2 separate regions of the Homo sapiens genome follow, and region 2 is linked to region 1. Evidence: chromatin loops called from intact Hi-C (ENCODE). Cell type or tissue: heart right ventricle. All regions are shown on one strand. Each heading gives the region's core, and the rest is flanking DNA. Links, peaks and the distances in the headings are about the cores only.

Region 1 (15,796 bases), core at 3,518-11,517:
TGTAGCATGTTCTCTTTAAAGGTGAAGAATTTGGAGTTCGATGAGCTTTATTCAGGACCTTTAGCAAACTTTTCTTCCCTTAGCCTCCCTAGGCAGAGTATGAGTACTAATGGTGTGTTTTTATTCAGGTCCTGCAATCCCATGACCTGGACTAGGCTGGGTGGGGTGAAGGGGGTCCCCAGAGTGAACTGAGTGAGCATGGCCCAGGGAGAGTCCAGCATAGCCACAGAGTGTAGGAAGAAAATATTGGAACTTCCATTCACACTGACTTAATGTGTTCTTTTAATCTCTATTTTAGTGTATGCTGAATAATGTATATATATTATCAGCACCATAGTACATGTACATAATTTATAAGTAAATATGTAAACTTATATATTGGGTGTGTCTGCTCAAAAAGTACCTGCTTGATAGGGCGTATGATCAAAAGAATATGCAGAGAACAGTTCTAGAGCATCTGAATAATTAAATCCTTTAACCTGTTGGAAAACAAATAACAAAACTGCAATACCAGGAAAAGAATTTGTTTTCTCCCTTTAGGCAATAACTATTTTCAGAACTGTATCTCTCCTTTTAGAAAGAAGAATCAGGTAATGAACATAATGCAAACCAGACAAGATGAAATAGACAAGATTTTTTTGGTTTTTTGGTTTTTAGTTTTTTAAGGCAAGCGTGATTTAAATAGGGTTTTCGGTAACTACCATTGTCACCTCTACTAAATGGTGTTTCTCTTGGGAAAATTCATTAACTATTAATTTCAATAAAGGATCTCATCTGTCTCAAGTCACTCTTACATTTACAAACTACACCATGCATGCACCACTTCCTTTTTACTTACTCTGGCACATTCAAATAATTTGCATTTTCAGAAGTAGACACAGATGCTTTTTTGTGGACCCAGGTGATGGGGCAGAGGCAGGATAAAAAGATTTGCATGTCCTTTGAGAGAGGAGTCACTCATAATTAGAAAAGAAATTCAAACTCACAATATAGAAATAAATCTGTTTACCATAACCTGGGCTTAGAGAAATCTGGATAACTGAAGCATTCATTTAGTTGTGACATTATTAAGTAACCAAGGAATTAGAAACCCTCCTGGGATTTGAGCACATAAATGTTCAATATGTGGCCAGGCACAGTGGCTCACACCTGTAATCCCAGCACTTTGGGAGGACGAGACAGGCAGGTTACTTGAGGTCAGGGGTTCGAGACCAGCCTGGCCTACATGGTAAAACCTCATCTCTACTAAAAAAAAAAAAAAAAAAAAATGACATGGTGGCAGGTGCTGTACTCAGGAGGCTGACACAAGAGAATTGCTTGAACTCAGGAGATGGAGGTTGCAGTGAGCCCTGAGAAGATCGCACCACTGCACCCCAGCCTGGGCGGCAGAGCATGATTCCATCTTAAAAAAGAAAATGGGCCAGGCACGGTGGCTCACGCCTGTAATCCTGACACTTTGGGAGGCCGAGGAGGGCAGATCACAAGGTTAAGAGTTCAAGACCAGCCTGGCCAACATGGTAAAACCCCGTCTCTACTAAAAATACAAAAATTAGCTGGGCATGGTGGCACACACCTGTAATCCCAGCTACTCAGGAAGCTGAGGCAGGAGAATCGCTCGAACCTAGGAGGCAGAGACTGCATTGGGCCGAGATCATGCCGCTGCACTCCAGCCTGGGTGACAGAGCAAGACTCCGTCTCAAAAAAAAAAAAAAAAAAAAAAAAAAAAAAAAAAACAACAAAGAAAATGACAACAAATATTTTTAAAATGTGATAGTTCTGAAAAAGCCCAAACAATTTTTCTTTGTAATGCTACCAGGGCATTGTAGGGAACATACACCACTGTTACCACACGCAAAATATATGGGAGATAAGGTTGAATTTTGTCTAATCTAGCATCTACCCTCAAAATTCCTCCTTTCAATGGATGCTAGGAATCTGCTTTCAAAGCCTGACTTGGCTTCTTACAAATTCATCAACTCAGTGGTCAAATCAGACAAGGGTCCTGCCTTTGGGAAGCTAGTGTTCCCATGAGGATATATATGTTTGAAGAGGGATGAAGCCATCCCACAGAGGATGAGGGAGCATGTGAGCAGAGACTTAAGTGACAAGAATGAGAAACACTATTTGAGAAAGAGGATTCCAAAAATAGGAATGGATCCATGCAAAGCCCCAAAGCCAGAACATGTTCCTTGCTTCTAACAGCAAAGAGGTCAACAGAGCCAGATCTGCCTGATCTATCAGTGACAGAATAAGATGATGTCAGAGAAGGGATGAGGGCCAGCAAAGACTTGAGGTTTTATTTTAAGTGAATTGGGAAGTCAGGGAGGAGAGGAGGTGAAGGTTGGTCAGAGGATTGATTGATTTGATTTGTCATGGATTTTCAAAGGATCATAGTGTCTGCTGTGTGGAATATGTTCCACGCAGGACGAGTCCAAGGAAGAAGACCAGTGGAAGGAAGGAGAAGTATCAAAGGTTCTTTGATTTATGATTTGTTTCTTCATTTTTAGCTTCCTGGTTATTCAGATTTCAGCATTGCTGGAAATACAAAACTATACACCGTATCTCACATTAACCACTGCCTGTTGGGTCCACTCAGGAAAGAGGAACATGGGCAAGTTGTGCTTCTTTTCAGAAAGGTCCCTTACTTCTCTAAGTCTCTTGCTCACAGAAAAGACCCAATTCTTGTGATGGTCTGCCTTCCTGATACTCACTCATGACATCAAAATAGCCTCTCAATTTAAACAACATCATGCAAAGTTTTGCAGCTATGTACTGAGACTGGCTATCTGAAAGGAGTCCCATATTTTGTAGGAGAACAGCTTAAGGACAAAGTTTAGTATATCATCAATAAAAGTTGTTATTCATCCAACAGACATGGGGAGGAGGGTGGTATATTTTATTCCTACTACAGGTTGAGTATCCCTTATTCAAAATGCTTGGGACCAGAGTATTTCTGATTTCAGATTTTTGTAGATTTTGGAACATTTGCATATACATAATGAGATGTCTTGGGGACAGGACCCAAGTCTAAACACTAAATTAATGTTTCATACACACCTTATATACATAGCCTAAAGGTAATTTTATACAATATTTCAATAATTTTGCACATGAAACAAAGTTTCGGCTGCATTTTGACTGTGACCCATCACACAGGGTCAGGTGTGGAATTTTCCACCTGTGTCATTATGTCTGCACTCAAAAGCTTTTGGATTTTGCAACATTTTGTAGTTCAGGTTTTTGCATTTGGGATTTTCAGCCTACAGATGTCAAGAAAATTCTGAGCACCAAAATGGAGCTGTGAGGAAAAGACAAAAGTTTTTATGCGACATCTGAGTAAATAAAAGTCATCCCTGCTAAAAATCAGATTGTGCTTCATTAACAGAAGTAAGTACAACTGTAAAGTCAACAAAAAAAATTTTCCTAAGAGCATTCCATAGTTGCTAAACAATGTAATAACTCCCTACTGTTGAATGATTTCTTTCATTCCTACCAACTTTCCTAGCTCTACTTCATTTCCCCTGCTTCCTGAGCAAAGATCACTAGGATACTCAATTGTGAAACTGCCTCGGCTTCAGAATAGCACTCAGTACAGAGTTGACCACGGCTTCTGCTGGTCCACCCTTAATGCCACTCAGCATAAGCCCAAAGCCCTCCTCCACTCTCTCCTACCAAATATCCCAGGATTCTTCACGAGATGCAACGTCCCTTCCTTGGCCTACAGGCATGTTTTTAGAGGTCTTTATGTAAATAGGATTTATCACTACTCAAGAAAGGCAAGTATGCATAAAATTAATTATTAAAATACTTATGTCAGTCATAAGTGCTATGACGAAAGTCAAACTGCTAAAAAGTTAATAATCTAGCCATCTATATCTAAATGGTTGCTAATATCATAGATCTCATTTACACAGAATAAAACCCTCTCTCTAGATTTGATACTAGAAACACTACGAAAACTAAAGAGATCTTCCATTCTACATTATATTCCTTCTATAATCAATCTAAACTCTTTCTATATTAGGTCTCTAAAGCACCTGTTAGATCAAGTTGGAAACTTAGCCATCTTCCCTAAAGATGTATTTGAAATCATTTATGCCCCAATTAGATGGGTCATCTCATAAACTAATTGGGGTATAGTTATATGATCAAAGTGTTAAGGACTATTTCTCAAAATTATTAATTGATGTTATCTCCTAAAGTTTGTCTTTAGGAAAAGGAAGAAGAACAGGTCTGATCTTCCAATAGAAAACTTCTAAAAAATTGTGTCTCCATAAATCCCAGCTTTGCCAAGCCCTGTGTCACATTCATTGACCTTTCCCATGCGTAACACATCTTTTAATAAAATGCCAGATAAAAAGAAACACATCTGAAAACTTCAAGCTTTAGAGGAATAATACAATGACATTGTTTAAATTCTAAGCAAATTGACAGTTTGGAAATTCTCTTTTGCGAAGTCATTAGTTTCTAAGTACTCATCAATCATTTAAGGTTGTAATCAATGACAAATTAATGCTTACTCTCATAAGGACAAGTATAAAATTTAAATTCATTTATTCATTCATTCACAGCAAGTATGTCTCCAACTCAGTATTTATCAGAATATAAAATGTGTGTCTTCTTAAGCGTTAGATAGCTGAGTTGCACTGAGCTCAATTTCATCCACATATGAATTGCTGCAAAAAAATCAAACCAGTGGCCACATTTGTGATATTTCCAAATGAAGTGGATAATTTAGGGATATAAATAGTGGCCCTTTGTTTGGCAGTGACTAAGTGCAGGCACTGTCTTCTTGTCCATGAGTTTTCTAATTCCTCACAAATGTTAACAGAGCTGAGTAAAAATACCAATCCTATGTAAGAAGAAATCAAGGGTTATAAACATGAAGCAACTTGTCAGCCAGTATGTATTAGTGCCAGGATTCGAACCAGGTTCTCTCTGACCACAACATCTGTGCTTATACCTTAGGCTAGATTGCCATCCCTACGTAACTGGGATCACCAAATCTCTACTCTGGGCAAAGCAGTCATCATTCTAAAATAAGAATTTAAAAACCTGAAGAGACACTGTATAATAATTATTAGTGCATCACAATGGGAAATGGTAAAGAAAATTACAAAGGCTGATCAGAAAGTGATGCAATTCAAATATGCTAGGAAATAAGAAGCAATAATAAACAGAAGCAATCAAGAATATTCCAATGCTATGACGAAAACATTTGCTGTTGCCAATCAAATATCGAGGTATTCACAGCTTTCTAACATGTCACCCACCACAGTCTCATCCTCTATGTACACATATGTGCAACCTTGATCTATACCATTTGAAATTAGAGTCATTGAAAGTGAAAGTAAACAGTGTGCTCTGGAGCATCAAGGATCATGTAAAAAGCAGATGTGTTTCAACCCACCATTGAGCTATACTACCACCAGATTTTTTTTTTTAAGCTGATGAGAAAACTGTTTCAGTCTCTGGAGTTTAATGGTTACACTTGTGTGATACTGCAGTAGAATTAGGTCTGTCACATGCAACGATGTGAAACTTACATTTTGTGCATTAAAAAAAAAAAGAGAGACTTTAAGAGAGAGACTATTACAGTATCCTTTAGTTCCCCTAGGCATTAGCTCAAGGAATAAAATACACACCCCATTTATTCTCCTGAGGCACTCAGAGTACAGTAGGAGAAGCAGATAGCAAAGCAATTCCAACAGTGTTGTGTGATCTAGGAGGTGTTAAGAATGAGATGCTAATGCAGTACCTAGTTGATGCATTAATCCAGTGTGATAAAGGCTAGACCACAAAAAAATGTAACTAGAATGACAATGAAGGGACTGAGAAGCTGAATTTTGTAATTTGCTGATTATATGTGTTGGAGAGGAATAGGGAGCAGGCAGCAGCAGGTGTTTAAGTTGCCTAGATAGGCCAGAGGTAATATGGTGGAACCACCAATTAACACAGGGAAAGAGGAGCAAGAGCCATTTACAGAAGGTAAGGTGGAAGACTGATAAGTTATCAAAGTTGAGACACACTATATAGTCTAACTGGATATTCAAGGTGGGAGTTCAGAGCAAAATCTGAGATGGAAATGTGGAAGACAGGAACCGTCTCTCCTCAAACAAGTGTGTAAAGTGAAAAGCAAACAAGGCTGGGTGCTGAACCACAGGAATAATTAACTTTTAGTGGCAGCACAGAGGAAAGAGAGAGGAAGTTTCAAGGAGTAAGCAACAATTGCAAATGTTGCAGAAAAGTCAGCTGAGGGAAGCAGAGGTGCCCCCAACTTGTTTGGTTACTGGGAGGGCAGCAGACACCTCGGGGACACAGAAGCCAGGCTGTAATGAGCTGGGAAGCCAGAAAAGCAAGGTATGACAAGAGATAAGATAAAATAAACAACATTTAATTAAGATATGCTAATTTTTAATCAAATTTATAAATAAGTAGAAATTGTAAATAAGGTTCAGATATTAACCACAGATCCTCCAAAAATTTCAAAATTACCTGTTTCCCTTATATCATACTTTTCATGTCTTATTTTGATGGCTGGTAACCCTACCTAGGTCTGAAGAGAATCTAAGTTACACTTATAAGTTTAGGTGACAGATTACAAACTTTAGAATTAGAAAAGTTTAAGCTGTGATACCTTGTTTTTACTTTGAGACCAAAAAAAAAAAAATCTGTAAACCAGAGGCATGAATAAAAAATTTGTGGTTTATTTTTCTCCACTCTGTGTCACCTCATGAGGGGATCAGCACTTACCACAGCACAGCCTAATTAACTGTTGTCAAACAGAATTGAAGGTCAAATGGCTAATTAAAGATGGAGACATTACTAGAATCCAGATCTTTTGATCTGCCAGGTAATTTTCTTACAATGACAATTCAAAAGGTCATGTCTTACAACTGTAGTAAGCTCTGTAAAAACGTTATACTCAATATCACTAATTCTTAGGGAAATGTACATGGAAATTATGAGACACACTTTAAACTCACTAGAATGGCTATCAACAACAACAAAACAGAAAATGGCAAGTGTTGGCAAGACTCTAGAGAGATTGGAACCCTAGTGTGCTGTTGGTGGAAATGTAAAATGGTACAGCCGCTATGGAAAAATGATGTAGCAGTTCTTCAAGAAAATAACCATAGAATCATCACATAATCTAGCAATTCCACTTCTGGGTATCTGCCCAAAAGAAACGAAAGCAGGGACTTAAATAATTGTACACCGATGTTCCTAGCAGCACTATTTGCAATAGGCAAAAGAAGCAATTCAAGTGTCTACGAATGAACAAAATGCGATAAATACATACAACATATTATTATTCAGCCTTTAAGAAGAAGGAAATTCTGGCAATTGCTAGGACGTGGATGAACCTTGAGGACATTATGCTACGGGAAATAAGCCAGTCACAAATGGACAAATACTATAGGAGTCCTCTTATGGGAGCTACTTAAAGTAGTCAAATTCGTGGAGACAGAAAGTAGAATGATGGCTGTCAGGGGCAGAGGGAGAGGACAATGAGGAAACAGTGTTTAATGGACACAGTTTCAGTTACACAAAATGAAGAGTTCAGGAGACGGATGGAGGTGACAGTTGTGCAACAATATAAACATAACGTCACTGAACTGTATACTTAAAAATGATCATTGCAGCCAGGTGTGGTGGCTCACGCCTATAATCCCAGCACTTTGGGAGGCCGAGGCAGGTGGATCACCCGACGTCGGGAGTTCGACACCAGCCTGACTGACATGGAGAAACCCCGTCTCTACTAAAAATACAAAAATTAGCCAGGCGTGGTGGCGGGCACCTGTAATCCTAGCTACTCAGGAGGCCGAGGCAGGAGAATTGCTTGAACCCGGGAGGTGGAGGTTGCAGTGAGCTGAGATCGCGCCACTGCACTCCAGCCTGGGCAACAAGAGCGAAACTCCGTCTCAAAAAAAAAAAACAAAATGCGTATTAGGTTATGTGTATTTTAGGATGATTAAGAAAACATAAAAATGACAAAATTTATTAATTTTAAGCCAAGTTGGAATGAATGTACAGGTCTAGAAACTGACACATTTTAAGGAGATGAATTCGGTAAAGTAAAAAGATATATTTATTTGTCAGGGTCAAAATCCCAGGTGACCATGGGTCCTGTCCTCACTGTGGCTACGGCAGCTCTGCAGGAATGCAGCCTGACTCGCCTCACACTCAGATCTTTCAAGAGATGCTCTCAGCCCAAATGTTTATGTGAAATTACTACATTTTATACACTGCCAATCAAACAGAAGTCATGAAGTCAACCAAGGGCCACTCTTATCTAATCATCTTCCATAGTCATGCTACTTATGTCAGTATAGATATCAATGTATTGCTTCTCATTTAGATAAGACATTTTCTTAAACTTGACTATGAGGACATTTTCTGCTGCCTCTCACTCTATAAATACCCAACACCAATTCACATTTCATAACACAATGAAGACAGCTTTTTCCCAGAGCAGATAAATTCTGTACTAAAATTGTTGGGCTCTGCTGTCAATTTTCCTAGCTCCATCACACTGAACTCTATAAGTAGCATAAAAATCAAAATGTATTCTTTCAGGCCACATTTCTCTTAATGTTATGATTGTTCTCTGAGTGACTTCACCTTGCACAGCTCATGTCATTTCATATAACAGAGATAAAGACTGCTGTTCAGCTAATAGAAAAAAATAGATAACTCTCAGTCCCTGTAGTAAGGTATAAATTCATTTAGCTAAATTTTGTTTTCTAGGTAATTTCATGGTGTTAGCTCTTTGAGGAGCCAGGTGCTTTGCCTTAATGTGTTTTTAGATTTAGAGTATATTAGAGAAAATCCATACAAAAATCCAGTGTTCATAGGCTTCTATAGTAATCCTCAATACGTGCTCACGACATGAAATTTTAAATTACTCCATCAGCACAAGTGAAGGATAGAATCTCTTGCACAGTTTGCACAAGGTGACAACTGAGTTACTACAAACTATAAATGTTCTACAAGCCTAGGAAATGTAGCACAGAATGCATATTAAGTGATATATTTTTAGATACACACATACACCAGGAACAGAAATACGAGCCACTCATTTTCACTAATGCAGCCATTAAAAATGAATTCTCCAATGCTATGTAGTCACCTGGAAAATAATTTATGGTATAATTTTAAGTGAAAAACACAAACTACAAAATTCTACCAAAACTATGTTTATGGCTCTGTGAAGTGATGTACAAGTATGGCTTAAGTTGGGGAAAAAAAAAATGAAAAAATCACTGATGGCTGATTTTTTCCAAAGGCAGATAATATGTGCTTTTTTTTTCTTTTACTATTGACATAATGTTTTGTAATAAGCGAATGTAAAAATAAAAGTAATGTTTGCAGTGACATTTTGTATGTGTGCTTTCAGACAACAGAAAGAAAAAGTTTAATCAAAAACAGTCTTGGATGACAACTAGGTTTCTGGTGACCAGCTCAGATCAACTCATGACAGCTACCTGAAGAGCTGTTATTAAAAAAAAGATTCTGGCCAGGCACGGTGGCTCATGCCTGTAATCCCAGCACTTTGGGAGGCTGAGGTGGGTGGATCACGAGGTCAGGAGATCGAGACCATACTGGCTAACACAGTGAAACCCCGTCTCTACTAAAAATACAAAAAATTAGCTGGGCGTGGTGGCGGGTGCCTGTAGTCCCAGCTACTCAAGAGGCTGAGGCAGGAGAATGGCGTGAACCCAGGAGGCGGAGGTTGCAGTGAGCTGAGATCGCGCCACTGCACTCCAGCCTGGGTGACAGAGTGAGACTCCGTCTCAAAAAAAAAAAAAAAGATTCTGAGACTCAGTGGGAAATATGATGTCATTCACTTGAACATCTGCCTTGGGCTTTGGAAAGGGGAGCAATGGCTCTAGGCTGGTATTACCATCTCCATCTCAGCACAAATATCAGAACCATAGATCCTATAGAAGGACCAGAAATATCCTACAACTTTCTTTAAGACAATTCAAGAGGCCATGCTAACTCCAGATATGGCACAGCTAATTAGTTCTTATTCAACAGCCAATACAGGAAAGTCCACATATAGTTTTAGAATATTCTAAATAACACAGGGCTATGTAAAATAAATGAAACCACTTCACATGGTACAGGCATATTACGGAAAATCAAGACAGATATCTATCCCAGATTCTTAACTCCTACTTATGTGTAATAAAATATTATCATGTTTGTCATCTCTGCACAGAACAGAAGCTCCAGAGAGAGAACAATCAGTACAGGCATCTATCTGCACAACACAAGCGCTTCAATAGCATTTAAGCTCGAGTTTAACATTTAATTTAGTAAATTTCTGCTTTTCTATAAAGGTATAATTCTGTATTACCATTCCTTCTGACTCTCAGGACCCAAAGCATACTGTTCCATATTGAGTTAATCAACAAAAAGCACAGAGAACCTGTGTAAGCCACCGTGGCAGGGTTTACACCACTGGGTAAGTTTCCACGGACTGAGCAGGAAGGGTTCTTGATTAAGACACTTGCACCTTTGCAAAGCCTCACTGTCTGTTTTGGCTCATTGTTCACCAAACAATTCAAATTTCGTAAATCATATAAAAATCCAGTGTTGAAAAGATTTAGACTTAAAGTAGAGGAAGCTCTAATTTCCAATAAGTATCTTGACACAAGCGGGCAGAATCTTGACAGCCTGAGAATGACAGGACAGTGTGGCATTTACAGAGAGCTAAAAGCAACAAGCGAAAGAACATATTTTAAGCGTCAAAGGAAAGTTAAAGCAAGCCTGGCCAAAGCTCTAGGCTTACCTGACTGGCCAATGTAATTGGAAAGTAAACACAGAAGGAGCTCTCATTGGGAGCAAAGTTCAGCCAACTTGGTTTGTGTGAAGAAAGGTAGGATCTACTGAGCCACAGTCACGTCCTTGCCTGGAAGAGGCCCATTATTTCGAGATGGTTCAGTTCTACTTGGTGGAAGGGTAATGCCTGTGTGAAGTATAACACTAGAAACCTCGCATAAGGAGAAAATGGGTGCATCAAACACTTGGGGTGCAAGTGTAGGGATTTTGTTTCCTTATTCAAGGCTGTTATTAGTTACATAATGTGACCTTTGCACAGATCAAAAACCTGGCTCTTTCAGGTCCCACATCAGGAATCACCTCCTTAACAAGTTCTACCCCAAGCCTAACTCTAATCCTGACCTTCTAGTGTGAAGCAGTACCTCCATGTCATAATCTCATCACACCTCACATTCTTGATGGCCCTAAGGATCCAACATTATCTTGTTAGTTTATTTACTTAATCTCCTAATCTACTCCTCAATACCACCCTGCAATACTGTAAGTGCCCTGAGGGGAAGAGACTGGATTTTCCCAGTCCACATCAATACCTGGCACATTACAGATAAGTTTTGATGGAACAAACAAATGAATGAATTCAGAAGAGGATTCGTTTTATTAACATCATGACTGAATATTTACTAGAAATCCAAGCCTGCCTAGAGACTAGTGGAGTTCATCAACCTAAAGAGCTTCATAACTGTTAAGCTTTTTGGAAAAACATGTTGTGTAATACATATTTATTGCTCTATGATAAGGTACAGGGCAGCTTTTTACAGAGGCATTAAATTAGTAATGATCATCAGTCTTACTGATTGAAGGTCAGGGAGTAAACTATGGTGAGGATGCGCCCGTTTTATCTGCTTGGACATCCCATCTGGTTTTTCCCAATCATTTCGTAATGAAATGACCCACTCCTCTTAACATCTCTACAAAATCACCATCAACAGGTTGACAATGAAGCCCCTGAACTCCACAACAGAGTAAGGCCCACATAAGTGATCTCAGACACTATCAACCAAGAATTGAAGGATCCTAGAACTGGCATGGATCCTAAAGCCCAGCTCTCTGTCCCCTCTTTCCATTAACATTTGGATCTTAATAGGCAGAAATCCTTTACAATCCTGAGGATCCTGGAGACAGCTGGAATTCCCCAGCATGTTGGGGACTAAGAAAGGGCAGCAGGTGAGGCACCCAGGAAGCACTCATGAGGAGCTGACTGATGTGCATCCAATGCCCTCTGAACTGATCCAAATGTCTCAATCAAAGGAGAAAAAGCTGCCACAGATGAATTAAAAGGAATCACATGCACTCACGCGCACACACACGCACACACCTCCTAAGCCCTTTTTTGGCCTGTGAATCTACAAAGGTTTTTAAATATAAATTAATAAACTCTTCCTACACTCATGTGAAGCATGATTTAATGAATATATTTCTCAACCTGTCTGGGATGCATTAACATGACATTTGCCCAGATCATGGGAGTTTGTCTTAAAATACTCAAAGGAGTTACTATCAAAGATGGCAGTCAGCACTCATTAGTATTTATAAGGCATTCCATTACAGTAGCATCTCTCAAATGAAAAGGTAAAGAACACTTATCAATATTAAAACCATCATCTTTTAAAAAGGTTAAATCGATTTTTCTCCACCACTTGGATTCCATCAATGCCAGTGTCAGCGCAATGAAGTGGACATTATCATGTGACAGCTTAAATTGATAATTCCCAAATGAACTTTCCCTAGTTTTCTATCATTTCTCAGTCTGTGGATTTTGCAACCCATTTCATAGAGCCTCGGCTAGAACAAAGGCTTAGAATGATTAAAAACATCCAAATCAATCTTCCCACTGAGCTAAAATACTGCAAATGAGTTTTTAAATATGAAGCAATTATTAGGTTCTATTAAGGGAGGTAAACATGACACATTATATGGCATTAAAGTTAAATGAGTCTCTCCACCATCAATATTTCCAAACAACAAGAGCATCAGCCACTGCAGCTACTCCTTAAGGGGAGGCTATGGTGCTTCAGGTATCAGGTACTAAGCACTTTAGAAATACTATCCTATAATCCTCATAACTCTATAAGGTAGGTACTATTAGACGACTCATTCACTGACGAATAAACTGAGGCACAGAAAGCTTAAGTAACTTTCCCAGTGACACACAATTACTACATAGTAGAGCTGAGATTCAGGACCATTGGCTCAGCTCCAAATACTTGACCTTTAAGCCACCTGTCCTTCAGTCTCTGACACCTCATTTCCTGTAGGTGACGGTTTCAGTGTCCATTCCTAATATGTGTAGCATTGCAAAGGGTCCTTCAGCAAAGTTCCAAGAGGCTACACAATGTGAGAGGAACAGAGATAAAAGTGACGACCTCTCCCCAAGCCTTTGCCAGTCCCTCCCATTCTTCCAGACTCAAGTCACATTTTTCCTCCCCACTCTCAGCCTACACAGACCTCATCTGCCTTTAAAATCCTCTCTGCTCCGAAGAGGTTACCACTAATAATCTTTTCATGAAGATGAAGCTTGACACTCCAGGGAGACAAGTTTTTTGAAACTAGAAAACATTTCCATTTTCTCTATTGCCCTGTTTAAACGTGAAATCATAGCTGATCAATATTTTTGGCTGGGGGGGGAGCAATCAGAAATGTAGGTATGTGCTCCAATGAAGCCATTGACTAGGTTTCACCTTCCAAAGCCTTCAAAGGTACTCTTTTGTCTATATAGATATATATATATATATATACACACACACACACATATATTTATATATGTATACACATACATATGTATATACACATTTACATATACATATGTATATGTATAAGTATATGTATATATACATGTACATATGTATATGTCTATATACGTATATGTACATATACGTATATATACATATATGTATACATATATAAATATATACATGTATGTATATAAATATATACATATATGTATACATATATAAATACATACATGTATGTATATATACATATATGTATATAAATACATATACATATATGTGTATATATAAATATATACACACATGTATATAAATATATACACACATGTATATAAATACATATACATATGTATGTAAATATATATACATATGTATGTAAATATCTACACATATGTATGTAAATATATGTACATATATGTATATAAATATATACATATGTGTATATACGTATATACACATATGTATATATACATATGTGTATATATACATACATATGTATATATACACATATGTATAAATATATACATACATATGTGTGTATAAATCTATACATGTGTATAAATATACAAACATGTGTGTATAAATATATACACATGTGTATACATATACATATATAAACATAGGTACATATGTATGTGTATACATATACGTAAACAGGTACATATGTATGTGTATACATATACGTATATAAACATAGGTGCATATGTATGTGTATACATATACGTATATAAACAGGTGCATATGTATGTGTATACATATACGTATATAAACAGGTGCATATGTATGTGTATACATATACGTATATAAACATAGGTGCATATGTATGTGTATACATATACGTATATAAACATAGGTGCATATGTATGTGTATACATATACGTATATAAACATAGGTGCATATGTGTATACATATACGTATATAAACATACGTGCATATGTATGTGTATACATATACGAATATAAACATAGGTGCATATGTATGTGTATACATATACGAATATAAACATAGGTGCATATGTATGTGTATACATATACGTATATAAACATAGGTGGATATGTATGTGTATACATATACGTTTATAAACATAGGTGCATATGTATGTGTATACATATACGTATATAAACATAGGTGCATATGTATGTGTATACATATACGTATATAAACATAGGTGCATATGTATGTGTATACATATACGAATATAAATATAGGTGCATATGTATGTGTATACATATACGTATATAAACATAGGTGCATATGTATGTGTATACATATACGTATATAAACATAGGTGCATATGTATGTGTATACATATACGAATATAAATATACATATTTATGTGTATACATATACGTATATATACATATGTATGTGTATACGTATACGTGTATATATACATGTGTATACATATGTGTATATAAATATATACACATATGTATGTGTATATATGTGTGTATATAAATATATACACATATGTGTATACACGTGTATATAAATATATACACATATGTATGTGTATACACGTGTATATAAACATATACACATACGTATGTGTATACACGTGTATATAAACATATACACATATGCATGTGTATACATGTGTATATAAACATATACACATATGTATGTGTATACATATGTGTGCATAAATATATACACATATGTATGTGTATACATATGTGTGCAATATATACACATACGTATGTGTATACATATGTGTGCATAAATATATACACATATGTATGTGTATACATATGTGTGTGTAAATATATACACATATATGTATGTGTACACATATGTGTAAATATATACACATATGTATGTGTATACATATATGTGTACATAAATATATACACATATGTATGTGTATACATATATGTGTACATAAATATATACATATGTGTATACATATATGTATATACGCATATGTGTATATACATATATATGTTCATAAATATATACACATATGCATGTGTATACATATATGTATACACATATGTATGTGTATACATATATGTGTATATACGCATATGTATGTGTATACATATATGTGTATATATACGCATATGTGTATACATATATATGTATATACGCATATGCGTATATACACATATGCGTGTATACATACATATACAAATATACGCATACGTATGTATGTACATACGCATATACGCATACGTATGCACGCATACGTATGTGTGTACATACGCATATACGC
Region 2 (14,875 bases), core at 2,955-10,954, 48 kb before region 1:
TATAGCTTGCCACCTTTCCTAGTGGAAACTCCATGAGGAAGGTGACTTTTTTCTATTTTGTTGACTACTCTGTCCCTAGTGTCTGGATCTGCATCAGCACAAAGCAGGCGTTCAACAGGTGCGAAGGGAAGGAAGAAGAACAGCGAGACTGAGCCCATGATGGACCCTGGGATGTAGCTGACACACCTGCCTCTCTGACACACCATCACATATTGAGGTACGACTTTCGAGATCACACAAAAATAGTAAAAATGACGTCATTGAAGTGTAGAGAAACTGACGCACTTGTTTAATTTTGCAACCTGGAGGTCGTTTCCTCTCCTCTGTGGTTTCTCACTCTACTTCTCTGTGATCACTAACCTGAAGCTATGCAGTTGCCAAGCCATTTCTGGAAATATCTCAATGGGGAACTTCTCTAAATCACTCAACTCACCCACGTAAGTGCATGCCAAAGCTAGTTATTCACAACTCCAACTGCCAAATGAAATGTCAGGGAAGGACATACCCCATTGTGGAATTTCATGGATTATGGGAAAGGGGGAATGATCCTTTCTTTCATAATTATTAGTTATTGACCATGACAATGAGCCCATTCAATCTTGATAATTATCCTTGTGTTTAAAAGGACACAGTGGACACAGAAAAATAAATGTCTTCCTTTTGTGATCAACTTTTTTTATCTCCAGATCTGAGCTCTCCCATTTGCAGAATTGTACTTCCAAACTCATGTTATACCCACAGTTCTGCGCACAGTCCCAGGATTCAGACAATCCTGGAGTTAGATCCTGTCTCTGACACTTACTAGCTGGATGACATTAAGCAAGTCACTAAAATTCTCCAAACCTCCATGTCATTCTGAAAAATAAGCAATGTTAAAAATAATTATAAACACTAATGAATACAACCAAAATCATGGCAGTAAGCACTTGTTAGGTGCTTGTGGCTGGCAGGTACTGGGCTAAGACCTTCATATTTTTCTAGCCCCACAGACAAACTTAACTAATCTGTATTACTCTCTGCCTATCTAAGTCTTACTAATTCTCAAAAGGAGTTCTCTTCAAGCCTTTCCTGACCACCCTGCTCAGAATAACCTCCCCATTCATCTCAACTGGTTATCTAGCACTGAGTAGAGACTGGTTGGTATTGCTGGTCATTTTTTTCAGTGTCTGTGTCTAATCCCAATTTCACCATCAATACCTACGGCAAGAACCAGAATAGACCGTATGCATTTTCTAAATACTTAGCTGATTTTACAATGCATGTTAAAAGCGTCTTGTAAAGTAAGTACTGGGAGAGTGCTGACTAGAGGAGAAAATGAGGAGAAAAAAACTAGATAAGAAGAAAAAAATAAAAAAATAAGCTCCTCTCCCTCCGAGTTCCCTTAACTTTAGCTTCTTCACATTTCATCTGATGCTTAGAAACTCCTTTCTTTAGGGCCCTACCCACGTAGCGCCTCCATGTATCACCCTTCCCCAACACAACTAAATTTCTTATGGCTTTCCAAGCCTTTGGCAGTGGCTGGAAAGTCAACTGCAGTGATAATATGAATCAATATACATGCATATCATATAAGCAAGGTTTGCAGAAAGGCCGGGAGAAGAAGAAAAATGACATTTCTACTCTTCAAGAGCTTATACTCTAACAAGAGAGACTGACTTCTAAACAGCTATGTGTGTATACACACACACCTATAAAAAGGTATATATATACACTCCCATACATATATATATATATCCGCATGTGTGTGTATGTGTGTGGAGGTATTGGTATGTGGCAGTAGACTATGGTGCTCTTACCTCCTCTTTAGCCACAAGTCTTGGCCACAAGCAATGAGATCGTCCTCCGAGGCTAAAACTGTTAAGATCACAGAGTTAGTCAGCTCAGGCGACTATAACAAAATACCACTTACTAGGTGGCTTAAACAACAGAAACCCACTTCCTGCCTTGCAGATGACTCCATTCTCACTGTGTCCTCACATGGTGGGGAATGAGAGACCTCTGGTGTCTCTTTCTCTTGTATAAGGACACCAGTTCCATTGGATCAGGGCTCCATGCTTCTGACCTCACTTATCCTTAATCACCTCCTAAAGGCCATATCTTCAATACAGTCATGTAAAGGTTAGAGATTCAACATAAGAACTTGGTCTGGGGGACACAATTCAATCCAAGCAATGACTCTTTATCCGTCAGCACCCAGACATACAAAGTCACCTAAAGGACACAATATGGATGCCAGGCCACCATGATAAGATATCAGCCTTACAATTAATGAAGTGATAACATACAATTAATGAAATAATGTGTCAATCAGAAAAAGGGAGAGGTCACGCCAGGAAGCCTCAATAAAAGTTTGGACTTGTTCAGAAGGAGGGACTTTAAAATCCAGGCTTCCTGGACTAAGTGGGCTCACAGAGATGGATAAAGGTGGCCCTAGTAGACAAAGTGTGAGTATGTCAAGTTCTAATTTGTGGCTCAGTACCCATTGTGAGATGGATGGTGTATGAAATGCCATTCAGCATGGAGCCCATGCATTCTCCCTGCAGTGTGCCAATCCCTGCACCAATTTTCCTGATTCTCATGTGACTTCTCCTAAAGGCTGACTGTGGGGAGGAAATGCATTTCAAGTGTTTCCAGGCCCTGAGATAATAATTTCTCCTAACAGGTTAATGAAGTAGACATTGATTATGATTTGACTTTCTGTGTGATTTGACAAAAATGAAGAATGAGCTGTTTACATCAAAAGAACATTAGAGTCTTTAATTTTTATTATTTTTTTTGAGATGGAATCTTGCCCTGTCACCCTTGCTGGAGTGCATGGGCACAATCACAGCCCACTGCAACCTCTGCCTCCTGGGTTCAAGCGATTCTCACGCCTCAGCCTCCTCAGTAGCTGGGACCACAGGCATGTGCCACCATGCCTAGCTAATTTTTATATTTTTAGTAGAGACAGGATTTTACCACGTTGGCAAGGCTGGTCTTGACCTTCTGACCTCAAGTGATCCACCCATGTTAGCCTCCCAAAGTGCTGGGATTACAGGCATGAGCCACCACATCTGGCCTAGAGTCTTCAAAGTATTTAATTCTCATGGCAAATTAGTTGTGATTGTCATTTGTAGCTCAGACTTGTGACCATCTGGTTATCATGAGTCAGTCCTCTGAGCTAGATGACCACTGGACAGTTAGTACATGTCTTAGAGCATGCCGACTTTCTCAAGAACTTACTCAGTGATGCCCTTGCCCAGGACCAATTTGTCTTCCCCTTTCTACCTCCTCTTCCTGTTGTAATCCCTTCTTCTCTCTACAGATTTCTCCAGAGAACAGACTGAGGTTAGTGCTCAGTCAGAGTAAAAGTGACATGCTATGAAAATGAAGGCAGGCTGATTATACTCACCACAGAGTTGGAAAAAGCACCACAGAGAAGGAAGGTTTCCACTAGGCCTTGAAGTATGGGAAGGATTTCAGTAGAACAGAATGAATATGAAGTAAGTTTGCTCCGTGTCCCCACCCAAATCTCATCTTGTAGCTCCCATAATTCCCACATGTTGTAGGAGGGACCCATGGGAGATGACTGAACCACGGGGCAACTCTTTCCCATGCTGTTCTCGTGACAGTGAATGGGTCTCATGAGATCTGATGGTTTTATGACTGGGAGTGTGATAGTTAATACTGAATGTCAACTTGATTAGACCGAAGGATATAAAATATTGATCCTGGGTGTGTCTGTGAGGGTGTTGCTAAAAGAGATTAACATTTGAGTCAGTGGGCTGGGAAAGGCAGACCCACCCTTAATCTGGGTGGGCATCATCTAATCAGCTGCCAGTGTGGCTAGAATATAAGCAGGCAGAAAAATGTGAAAACAGACTGGCCTAGCCTCCCAGCCTACACCTTTCTCCCATGCTGGATGCTTCCTGCCCTCAAACATCCGAATCCAAATTCTTCAGTTTTGGAACCTGGACTGCTTGCTCCTCAGCCTGTAGATGGCCTATTGTGGGACCGTGTGATCATGTGAGATAATATTTAATAAACATATATATATATATTCCATTAGTTCTGTCCCTCTAGACAGAACTATATATATATATATATAAACTATATATATAAACTATATATATATATAAACTATATAAACTATATATATATAAACTATATATATATATTCCATTAGTTCTGCCCCTCTAGAGAACCCTAATACAGGGAGTTTCCTTGTCCATGCTCTCTCCCTTTGCTGGCTGCCATCCATGTAAGACATGACTTGCTCCTCCTTGCCTTCTGCCATGATTGTGAGGCCTCCCCAGCCATGTGGAACTGTAAGTCGTCCATATTAAACGTCTTTCTTTTGTAATTTGCCCCGTCTCGTTATGTCTATCAGTAGCATGAAAATGGACTAATATGATAGGTAAGAGAGGAGGAAACATGTGAGACGACAAAAGACCCCACAAACATGAAAAGCAGGGAAAGTAAGAGACTACCATTATTCACAGATGTTTGGCTTGAACAACTAGGTGAATAATGGTGATACTGCCAAGAAATCATGGTCTATGTTTGAGGTGGTTCTTCAGGGAGACTGAATTCTGTCAAAACAAGTCGAAACCAGGTTCCTATGAGACATCCAGTAGGGTGTGGATCTGGAGCTCAAGAGAGAGTCTGGCTAAATCCTCTTCCACGGATGTATCCTTTCTTCTAAGCGTATGTTCTCACCTTTTGGTTTTACAGCTGGATTTGGCATTTGCAATATTTTAGGCTCTGCCTGTCCTGTTTTTCACATTCCTTCTTCCTTGCCCCTCATGCTTACTTTCCTCTTTTGCCCCATCATTCCAATTCCCCATAACAGTAGACTAACATTTCACTTTCTTTGCTGATGCTGGTGGGCCTGGAGGTGACTGCAGAATTCAGGCATTGCTGATATTTGGGGTCCTGTCCCACTGCCACAGGCTTACTCTCTGCCTATCTGAGTCTTACTAATTCTCAAAAGGAGTTCTCTTCAAGCCTTTCCTGACCACCCTGCTCAGAGTAATCTCCCCACTTATCTCAACTGGCACCAGAGAAGCGCTGGTACACAACAGAAGAGGCAAACCCCTAGGGATCCCTCAGGCCACAGATGCTCACTCCTTGCCTGACCCCTCTGGAAAGCTAAAAACAAAGTAAGTTAAACTGAGAACACTGGACAAAAATCTGATTGTCCTTGCTGTACACCAGGCTTGCCACATGCCAACTCCTTCCTTCTTCTTCATTTCTTCCTCATTCCACACAAGGTATAGAAAGCCACCAGCTATTAACTAGGAAGAAACAGATAAGCCATATCTAAAACACAGAGGAACCAATTCCCAAACTCTCAGGTGACATGAATTCTGCAGGAATTCCCTTTGTTTAAAAAAAAAAAAAAAAGCAGAAATGATAAATTCAGAGTTAAAATCAATATCAAATTTCAGCCAAAAAGTTTACACCTGCCTAAACCTCTAATTTCAATTATCATATAAAATAAAATTGAGTATTTTTTCAAAAACCACAGATGATTTTAATTAAATCATAAACTAAAGAAAACTCACAGGAAAAACACAAATACCCAAGTAACCTGAATGCACACGTTGCTATCATCGTTTTTGTATTAAACAAATATCAGCTGAGCATACGTTATGTGCTATGCGCAAGGCATGAAGCTAGACGCTTAGAAAACAAAGACAAAGGTGTCTCCCCAGCCATGCCAATCCTCCAAATCAACACAGCCTAGTGGAGAAGATAAGTAAGGAAGCCCCTCTTCTGTACCATGTGATAAACTGGTAGTGGGACAGGGCCTTAAACATCAGACTCCAGGTTCTTCAGTTTTGGAACTCAGACTGGGTAGTGGGACAGGCCCAACTCAAACAGGCAGGACTGAGGGGAGGAGCCGGTGAGGAGGGAGCTGGGTGGGCAGAACTAGACTGCAAGGGATCCTAGGGGTCTGATCAGCCGCACTCCCGTCCCTCCGTCCTCTGCAAGCATGCCACCCAGCAAAGCAACGGCACTCAAGTAGAGAGAACCTCAACCCTGAACGGTAGAATCAGTCTTGGTCTTTGTTTTGTACTTTCTAGGTCAGAAAAAGAGGAGCAAAGGATTCATTTTTGAGAACAAAGGTTAAAAAAATGGTTGCGTTAAAAGGGAAAAACCAAATGATCCAGAATAACCTATTCTGGAAGGAATCTGCCTATTCTAAGCTTTCTGCATTTAGCCTGGAGAAGATAAAATAGCCAACCCAACAACCCCACATCTACTATCATGGACCAGCCCACACCCTTCCAGACACACATCACACCACAAAGCTCCCAGTGCCTCCAATCCAGGTAGAGCAAAACACTCATCACCCCCAACAGCACCCATCCACACTTCAGGCTGTGATCACCAGCTTTCCTCACCTGGCAAGCACACTATCCTCTGTGCCAACTTGGACACTGCTTCACAGATAACATGCCCTCATTTTCCACACACTGATCCCCTCCTTCCAGTGAGCTGCCAGGAGACCAGGCTGAAACATTTTGCAACAACAGCTCTGATATCCAGTAGCCTCTTATGCTCTGCTTGTAAGATCTCCCAAAAAATCACAGTTGGAGGGCAGAGGCACTTTCTTACCCATCTCTATTTCCAATAGCAACTTTCACACTGCCTGGCCTAGAGTAGCATTCAAATATTTCTGTTTAATCAACAAAGACAATAAAAGTTCTTTTTTTTTTTTTTTGAGACAGAGTCTCACTCTGTCACCCAGGCTGGAGTGCAGTGGCGCGATCTTAGCTCACTGCAGGTTCTACCTCCCGCGTTCATGCCATTCTCCTGCCTCAGCCTCCCAAGTAGCTGGGACTACAGGTGCCCGCCACCACGCCCGGCTAATTTTTTTGTATTTTTAGTAGAGATGGGGTTTCACCGTGTTAGCTAGGATGGTCTCAATCTCCTGACCTCGTGATCTCCACCCACCTCGGTCTCCCAAAGTACTGGGATTACAGGAATGAGCCACCGTGCCCGGCCATGACAATAAAAGTTCTAAATGGTTTAACAGCAGTCGCTTCAAAAAAATTCCTTCTGAGTATGAAAATGTTAGTATATCAAAGCCAAGAAGCCCACTTTTATTTTCTGGTCAGGAAAAAAAAAGACGAAGATTAACTTTATTATATAATTCAACAGGTTACCTTCCTTATACTGACCTGATTTAATAATCTACTTCATTTGCATTTTGTTTAAAAGAAACATGTATTTCAAATTCATAAATAACTAAAAAGTCAAAAAAGGTTTACAAAATGGGTTTTATAAAACGTAATGCCAAATAAAAAAATAGTTAAAGTCATTTATGGGTAATGGTGTCTTAATATAGTAATGCTTGCTAACGAATATGGCCATGATATCCTCCAAACATCCATGATCCCTTCCCTGGTGAAACCCTGATACATGGAATAAGCAATGAGTTTTGTTTCTAAAAGTGAAACTAAAAATCCAAGTTAAACAACCAGTTTTCTAGGCAATTGTAACACTAACCTGGAACACAGAAAAATTAACCCCTTACTTCAACATGGAAACCTACTTCAGTGTCAGTAACGAAAGACTTTTTAAAGACAACTAATTACATCAGTCACTTAAATCATGATTTGGTAACCTGGGGACTGAATTTAAATTATATTCACCCTTGAAATAAAATATTTGTGTCATCATTATATTTGGTTAATTAATTGTATTGAAATACTAAAGTTTTGTTAACTTTTTAAAAGAATGCTTGTTCACAGGCGAGTGCACACACAGGTATAAAATAGAAGGAAGTTCAAATCCTAAGGCAGTCAAAGGGGGACATACATTCATATGCTTCTTAGGAGTAATAATATGCATGGTTTTTCTACAGGTATGACTGGGCAATGGTGTAGTGAGAGACACAAACATACACTTAAAAAAAAATTCCAGGAAAAGTTAGGTACTTAATTTCTTTGCCAGGAGACAGATAAAAGAGAATTCATCCAATATGGCTTTTAATGTCCTAAAGTATTCTGGAAGAGTTATTTGTAATAGCTTTAAAACACACAGAGGTCAACCCTAAAACTAATGGGAACACTGGGTGCAATCAATACTGCATTAATTTAAATTCTTGTAAACAACATTCTCCCCATCTGAGCTAACCACGAAAATAACTCCTAACCAAATTTTCCAAAGGGAGGGGAAGGGGAAGGGGGAGGGGGAGGGAGAGAGGGAGGGAGAGAGGGAGAGAGGGAGAGGGAGAGAGGGAGAGGGAGAGGGAGAGGGAGAGAGGGAGAGAGGGAGAGAGGGAGAGAGGGAGAGGGAAAGAGGGAGAGGGAGGGAGGGAGAGGGAGGGAGAGAGAGAGAAAGAGGGGGGAGGGGGAGAGAGAGAGGGAGGGGGAGGGGGGAAGAGAGAGGGAGGGGGAGGGGGGAAGAGAGAGGGAGATGGGGAGAGAGGGAGAAAGAGAGGGAAAGAGAGAGAGAGAGAGAGACAAAAAAAAAGAGAGCCCAGCCCTATTCTCACCTCTGGCTCTTCTGGTGCATCCCCTCCAAGGGAAGTTTTCTGAAGATCAAAGATGCCGTTGCTGGACACCCGTCTCCGCTCAGCAGGAGAGGCATAGGCCTCCTCTGAGTCTGTTTCCACCACATGGAGGTGACTGGCTTCTTCCTGGCTCCAATCCAATTCTTCTTCAGACTGTTTCAAGGAGCTACTGCTGCTCTTGGGAAAGATCCCTGCAGTGGACAGACTGCTGGGCACCGAGGTGTAGGAAGACTGTGGCCCGGAGTAAGGCCGGCCCTCTGGGGCCAAGGCCTCAGCCTCCAGGAGATCAGGCACAGAGAGGCTGAGACGGCGGTCCAAGTGATGCCTTGCCCGTAGATCTGGGGGCTTACTTGGGTTCTTTTTCACCTTCTTCTTGCTCAAGTTGATCAACAATGGCCTGGTCCGCTGTTTTAATGAGCCCCAAACAGATGGTTTATCCAGATCCATGGCTGCATGAAGACCCAAGAAGCCACTTCTCAGAAGTACACCTCTACTGAAAACTGCAATGACTCCTATAAAACAGAAAAAAACAACAAAAAACAAACAAACAAAAAAAAAAAACATGAACCTTCTTGGTGGCAGTAAGGCACATCAAAGTGAGAAACACGACTCAAAAATCTTACAGTTTCCAATAAATGATTAAGACTGCAACATTTGATTGGTAACTTGTATAAATATTGGGGAAAGCATTTTTAAAGAACTTTTTAAAAGAATTTTATCAGAGCAACTGTAGAAACATTAAAACGAAGAATGAGATGATAAGGTTGGCACCAAAAAAAAAAAATGCTTCATGAAGAGATAACTGTCTTATTTCCTTCCCAGAGGAAGCGGAGCTAAAGACATTCACGAGAACACCAACAGCAGCTGTTCTTCAGTATGATCAAGGGGTGGGGACTTTCTACTTCTCTAAACCGGAGGTCAACAAACAGTCTCAGTGCAGGGCCAGTTATTAAATATTTTAGACTTGGTGGGCCAGATGGTGTCTGTCGCTACTACTCAACTCTGCTGTGCGACATCAAAGGAGACAGACAGAATACCTAAATGAAAGAATGTGGCTGTGTTGTAATAAAACTTTGCAAACCCAGCAGACTGTGGCTTGCTGATCCCTGCTTTAACCATGTCAACTTCCTTCCCAGAATTAAGTGTACGTTTTCAAGAACAAAAACATGGCCCTATCGACTAGGATTCCATCTAGTATCTTTCAAATTTATATTCACATACAGGTGATTAGAGCAAAACACATTTATAAAAATGTGAGTTTTGTTCTTATTCAGAAGAAATGACAAAATTCCCATAATGAAGCCCTTAAACAAAGCAAGCTTCTGAGATGTAGCCTGAGAATGTGAATGAAAGTGTGGCTCACTAGCAGTTGGTTATGAGGGATAAGGATGCTTCACACATACAGTAAATACGTAATTACAGAGTAGGGTAAATGCTGTGGAGGAAAGTGGTGATTTGGGATATAACAGGTTGAACTCATCACGGATCAAATCAAAATCAAATTTGCAGAAATAACCCTTATTTTATGTGTCACATGCCTCATAATAAATCCTTTCAGTATGAAAAAGAACAGGATGGGCAGACACTGAGACCTGGCCTGTTTGTATTTTGCCACATTTGGCTGAGGCCAAAAGAGGCCAAGAGCTTCCACAAATCACATTTTCTAAAATCAAGGACCCTGGCTGTTGTGCCCCACCCCAGCTCCTTCAAGGAGAGGACAGTTTATCATTGTGAAGAATGGTCCAGAGAGCCAGAGATCAGGGTGTGTGCAGCCATTTGCCTGCTAAAAGTCAGGACTTTGTCTCTATAGCCCTTGCCTAATGACCAGCGCATGACAAGAGCTTCTCCCAGGATGAACTTGGTATCTTCTGCAGACAATGTAAAGATTAAGAGCTTGGCCTCTCAAAACAGACTCCATGGGTTACAATTCTGATTTACTCTGTTCTACTTAGAGGTAGGACCAGGTGCAAGTCACTTCACTAAGCCTCCATTGCCTCACCCACCCAGTGGGGACGAGATTACCTAGTTTACAGATACGATGACACAAAGTAGAAAGCACAGTGTCTGATGCTTTAAAGTGCTCAGACACAGAAAGGTGTCTCTATCATTATTCTCATCATTTCTTGTTTGGATATCTTAATCAAGTTATGTAAGAGTTCTGTGTCTCACTGTTATTCCCATGTTACAGATGAGTTTAACAGTAAGTACCTCGGGAGGCTGCGGTGAGGACTGAATGGACTAATACACAGAAAGTGCTTTGGTATCTAGAACAGTGCTAGGTATGGAGTAAATGTTTAATACAATGTTAGCGACTTTTAAAATTGTTTCAATTACTTTGTATTGGGTCATTTTGGCTTTAAATGTTTAAAATAGTTTACAACTTTTTTTGCAGCTTTTAAAAACGTTATCCTAAACAGAAACTTGAATTTCACGTTAGCAATACGCAAGTACATTCAATTCACATCTCATAACTTGACTTGCAAATACGATAAAAGGCATTGCTTCTATTTTCATATAGCAATATTTTCCTTCAATTAGCATTTAATGAAGGAGAGTAGGGTAGCACTCTATGGAGACCTGGGAGGAATCTGTAAGAAATGGGAAGTGTCAAACCAGCTAATACAACCAGAGGACCCACAATGTGACAGGTACTATGAGAAACTCAGGACACAGAGCAGAGTCTTGAAAAAATGTATCATGTATGTGGAAATTAAAACAATGCAATTGAGACATCTGAGAAAAAGAATTTATACAAATTCCACACTAATTACAACCAGACAGAATTTTTTTTTTTTTTGAGTCAGGGTCTCACTCCAGTTGCCCAGGCTGGAGTGCAATGGCACGATCACAGCTCACTGCGGCCTCGAACTCCTGGGCTCAAGCGACCCTCCCAGTTCAGCCTCCCAAATAGCTGGGACTACAGACACACGCCACCATGCCCAGCTATTTTTTTGTACAGATAGAATTTTTGACAGAAGAAACATTTTGATGAACTAAAAATCTAAAGCTGAAAGAAAAAATATTTAAATAACTGAAAAGTCCGTTGTAAAGAAAGTAATATATATGGAAAACATAAAAATGGAGAAGGTGGCCAGTACCTTCTCAGCAAAAATAATGAGATTGAAGTTTGGGAATGACCCATATGTCATGCAGCGGCTGCTGCTGAAGACTCAGCACATGTGTGAAATAAAGTATACCTGAACATAGCCCAGAGAAGCAGCACTGTGGTTTCTGTGGGAGCAGCTTCAGATGCGCTCACACAGTGGGATACTGTACAATGCTTAAAACAGTTAGGTGGAGCCATATGTGTTTCAACACAAGTAATGAGAGCTATCGAGATGGAGACAGACAGACAGATATATTACAAGTTTAAATTCCTGGCTCTATAGAATTTCTCAAAGAGGTTCCCTACAGCACCCCAAAGAGACTCATCAAGATTGTGTCTTTAAAAATACCCAGTCCCGGCCAGGTGTGGTGGCTCATACCTGTAATCCCAGCACTTTGGGAGGCCAAGGCGGGTGGATGGCTTGAGGTCAGGAGTTCGAGACCAGCCTGGCCAACATGGCAGAATCCCATCTCTACTAAAAATATAAATAATTAGCCAGGTATGGTGGTTCATACCTGTAATGCCAGGAACTGAGAGGCTGAGGCACAAGAATTGCTTGAACCGAGGAGGCGGAGGTTGCAGTGAGCTGAGATTGCGCCACTGCACTCCAGCCTGGGTGATGGAGTAAGACTGTCTCAAAAAAAAAAAAAAAAAAAAAAAAAAAAGGAAAAGAAAAGAAAAATAAAGAGAAAAAAGTTTCAAAATAAATAAATATAAATAAAAGTAGACAGTCCTGGGCTCCACCACAGGAGATGAACGTGAGTCCCAAGAATCTGCCTTCCAACCAATCTCCCTGGTGTTACTGTGCAGATCAAAGCTTAGGAATCCTAGGGGAGAGGCTTACATTCCCCTTTGAGGGAAATCTCCTATTTGGAAGGGAGACTGGGAATGGGAATCAGCCTCTTATGAAATGAAGAGGTTTGTAATCTGTGTATCTAAGCAAACCAAAAACATCTCCAAGAAAATGAGAAAAGGAGTTGCTGTAAACAAAGTTGCATCTCTAAAGAATGTGTCTAAGTGGAAAAATGTTTATCTTCTCCATGCACTACACTGTCCTGTGCCAGGAGTCAGTCTCCTTTATTTGAGGGGGTGAAGCTGGTAGGAATGCACGTATTACTGGTACATTATAATATATTCAAGAGAAATTCAAGTAGAAAGCAGGGATATACCTAACCCCTGGACACTGGAACCACCAGTTTCACCATCTTTGTTTTGTTAAGAAATGACTTTTTCAACTTTATTTTTGAAATCATTCTAAAACAAAATTGGCTTTTTTCTCACTTTTGGTGCACAGTTCTATAATGTTAACACATTTACAGATTTGTGTTTACACCATCACAATCGGGACACAGAGGGGTCTGTCTATCCCCAAAGGATCACGCGCTCCCAGGCCCCCACTTCCTTCCTCTGCAAACCACCGTTCTATTCTCTATCACTATCATTTTGTCTTTCGGGGAATGTTTTCTAAACGGAATCACACAGTATATAACTTTTAGAGACAGGCTTCTTTCACTCAGCACGTTACCTTTGAGATTCATCCAGTTGCTGCACATGTCAGTAGTTGAACTTTTTGTTGCTGACAGTAGTAGTCTATTGTGTGGATGTACCACAATTAATCTATTTACCCCTTGAAGGACATTTGGGTTGTTTCCAATTTGGAATTCTTACAAATAAAGTTGCTATAATCATTTGTGTACAGGTTTTTTGTGTACGAATATATGTTCTCATTTCTCTGGGATAAATGCCAAAGAGTGAGATTGCTGGGTCATATGATAAATGAATGTTTAACTTTATAAAGAACCTGATAACTCTTTGCCAGACTTTAACAGACCAATTTGCATTCCCGCCAACAATTATGAGAATTCCAGTTGTCTATATCCTACTGAGGACTTAGTACCATCAGGACTTTTAATTTTAGCCATTCTAATAGGTATGTGCATAGCCATTCTAATAGGTATGTGTATGAGCTACTGCTGCTCTTGGGAAAGATCCCTGCAGTGGACAGACTGCTGGGCACCGAGGTGTAGGAAGACCGTGGCCTGGAGTAAGGCCGGCCCTCTGGGGCCAAGTCCTTTCAGTTGATAATACTGAAAAACCCAGTATTATCAACATCTGGGTTTTTAATTTTCATTTTCCTAATAACGTGTGATGTTGAAAACCTTTCTATGCATTTCCTGTCTTTTTATCTACTTTGATAAGCTGTCTATTCAAGACTTTTACACAATTTTTAGAAATTGGGTTTTCTTATTGTTGAGTTATGAGAGTTCTTTAAATATTTTGGGTATTAGTCCTTTGTTGAACACAGAGTTCACAAATATTTCCCCTACTTTGTAGCTTGTCTTCTCATTCTTAGTAGTGCCTTTTGCACAGTAAAAGTTTTTAATTTTGATATAGTCTAACAAGCCATTTTTTAAAATTTTATGTTATATACTTTTGGTGTCATGTGTAAGAACTCCTTGTCTAATCCCAATTAACAAAGGTTTTCTCCCATGTTTTCTAATAGTAATATAGTTTTACATTTTATATTTAGATTTATAATTTATTTAACTTTTGTATAGTGTTATATTTAGTTTAAGGTTCATTTTTTACATGTGAATAATTTTTTCCAATGTCATTGTTTTAAAAGACTGTAATATCTCCACTGAATTGCTCTTGTACTTTCATCAAAAATCTCTGCTACATCTGTGTAGTAGATAACCTTGACTCATTATTCCTTTCCATTGATCTATGTAACTATTCCAATACCATTTTGATTGCTGAAGGATGATAGTCTTTTAATTGGGTAGTGTGACCTCTCCAAATTTGTTTAGCTATTCCAGATTTTTGTATTTCTATATAAATTTTAGAATGAGTTACTCTCGATTAAAAAGATACTGCAACATTTTGATTGGTATTGTTTTCAATAAATAGAGCAGTTTGGAGAGTGCTGACATATTTACTATGTTTAGTCTCCAATACAAGCACATGGCAGGTCTCTTCATTTATCTAGGTCTTCCTTCATTTCTTTCATCAGCATTCTCCAGTTTTAGCTCACATACCCAGTACATGTTTTATTAGGTTGATTTGTATTTCATTTTTGTTGAAGCTATTGTAAATGGCTTTTCATTTTTGTTTCCAATTGTGTATTTTCAGCATAAACATATACAATTGAATTTTTTTATATTGGCTTTGTATCCTGTAACTTCCTACATTTACGTATTGCTTTTATTATATTCCTTTAGGTCTTCTTCATAGAAAATCACGTTGGGTATTTTTATTTCTTC

Evidence for each region. A loop is a pair of places that touch in the nucleus more often than their neighbours do. Peaks named below come from ENCODE experiments on the same cell type or tissue, not always from the same donor. Only the 100,000 strongest peaks of a DNase experiment are listed, where the experiment ranks them.
Region 2: it touches region 1 in a loop (2.7-fold over the local background); 8 of 110 quality-filtered maps call a loop at or near these places.

What each region holds. Positions count from the first base shown.
Region 1 is chr15:94,243,507-94,259,302 of GRCh38, reverse strand. The region is part of intron 1 of MCTP2 (multiple C2 and transmembrane domain containing 2); the gene reads right to left. Among named protein-coding and RNA genes, the nearest start is that of MCTP2, 20 kb to the right of the region's middle. In heart right ventricle, for the core only: no CTCF peak of the experiment used is centred there; no DNase peak of the experiment used is centred there; H3K27me3 peaks cover 666 bases.
Region 2 is chr15:94,292,344-94,307,218 of GRCh38, reverse strand. It overlaps MCTP2 (multiple C2 and transmembrane domain containing 2), which reads right to left. Exons shown (of 23, transcript NM_001385001.1): 2 at 8,489-9,018. The coding sequence starts at 8,953. Among named protein-coding and RNA genes, the nearest start is that of MCTP2, 68 kb to the right of the region's middle. In heart right ventricle, for the core only: no CTCF peak of the experiment used is centred there; a DNase peak (open chromatin) is centred at 6,390; H3K27me3 peaks cover 823 bases.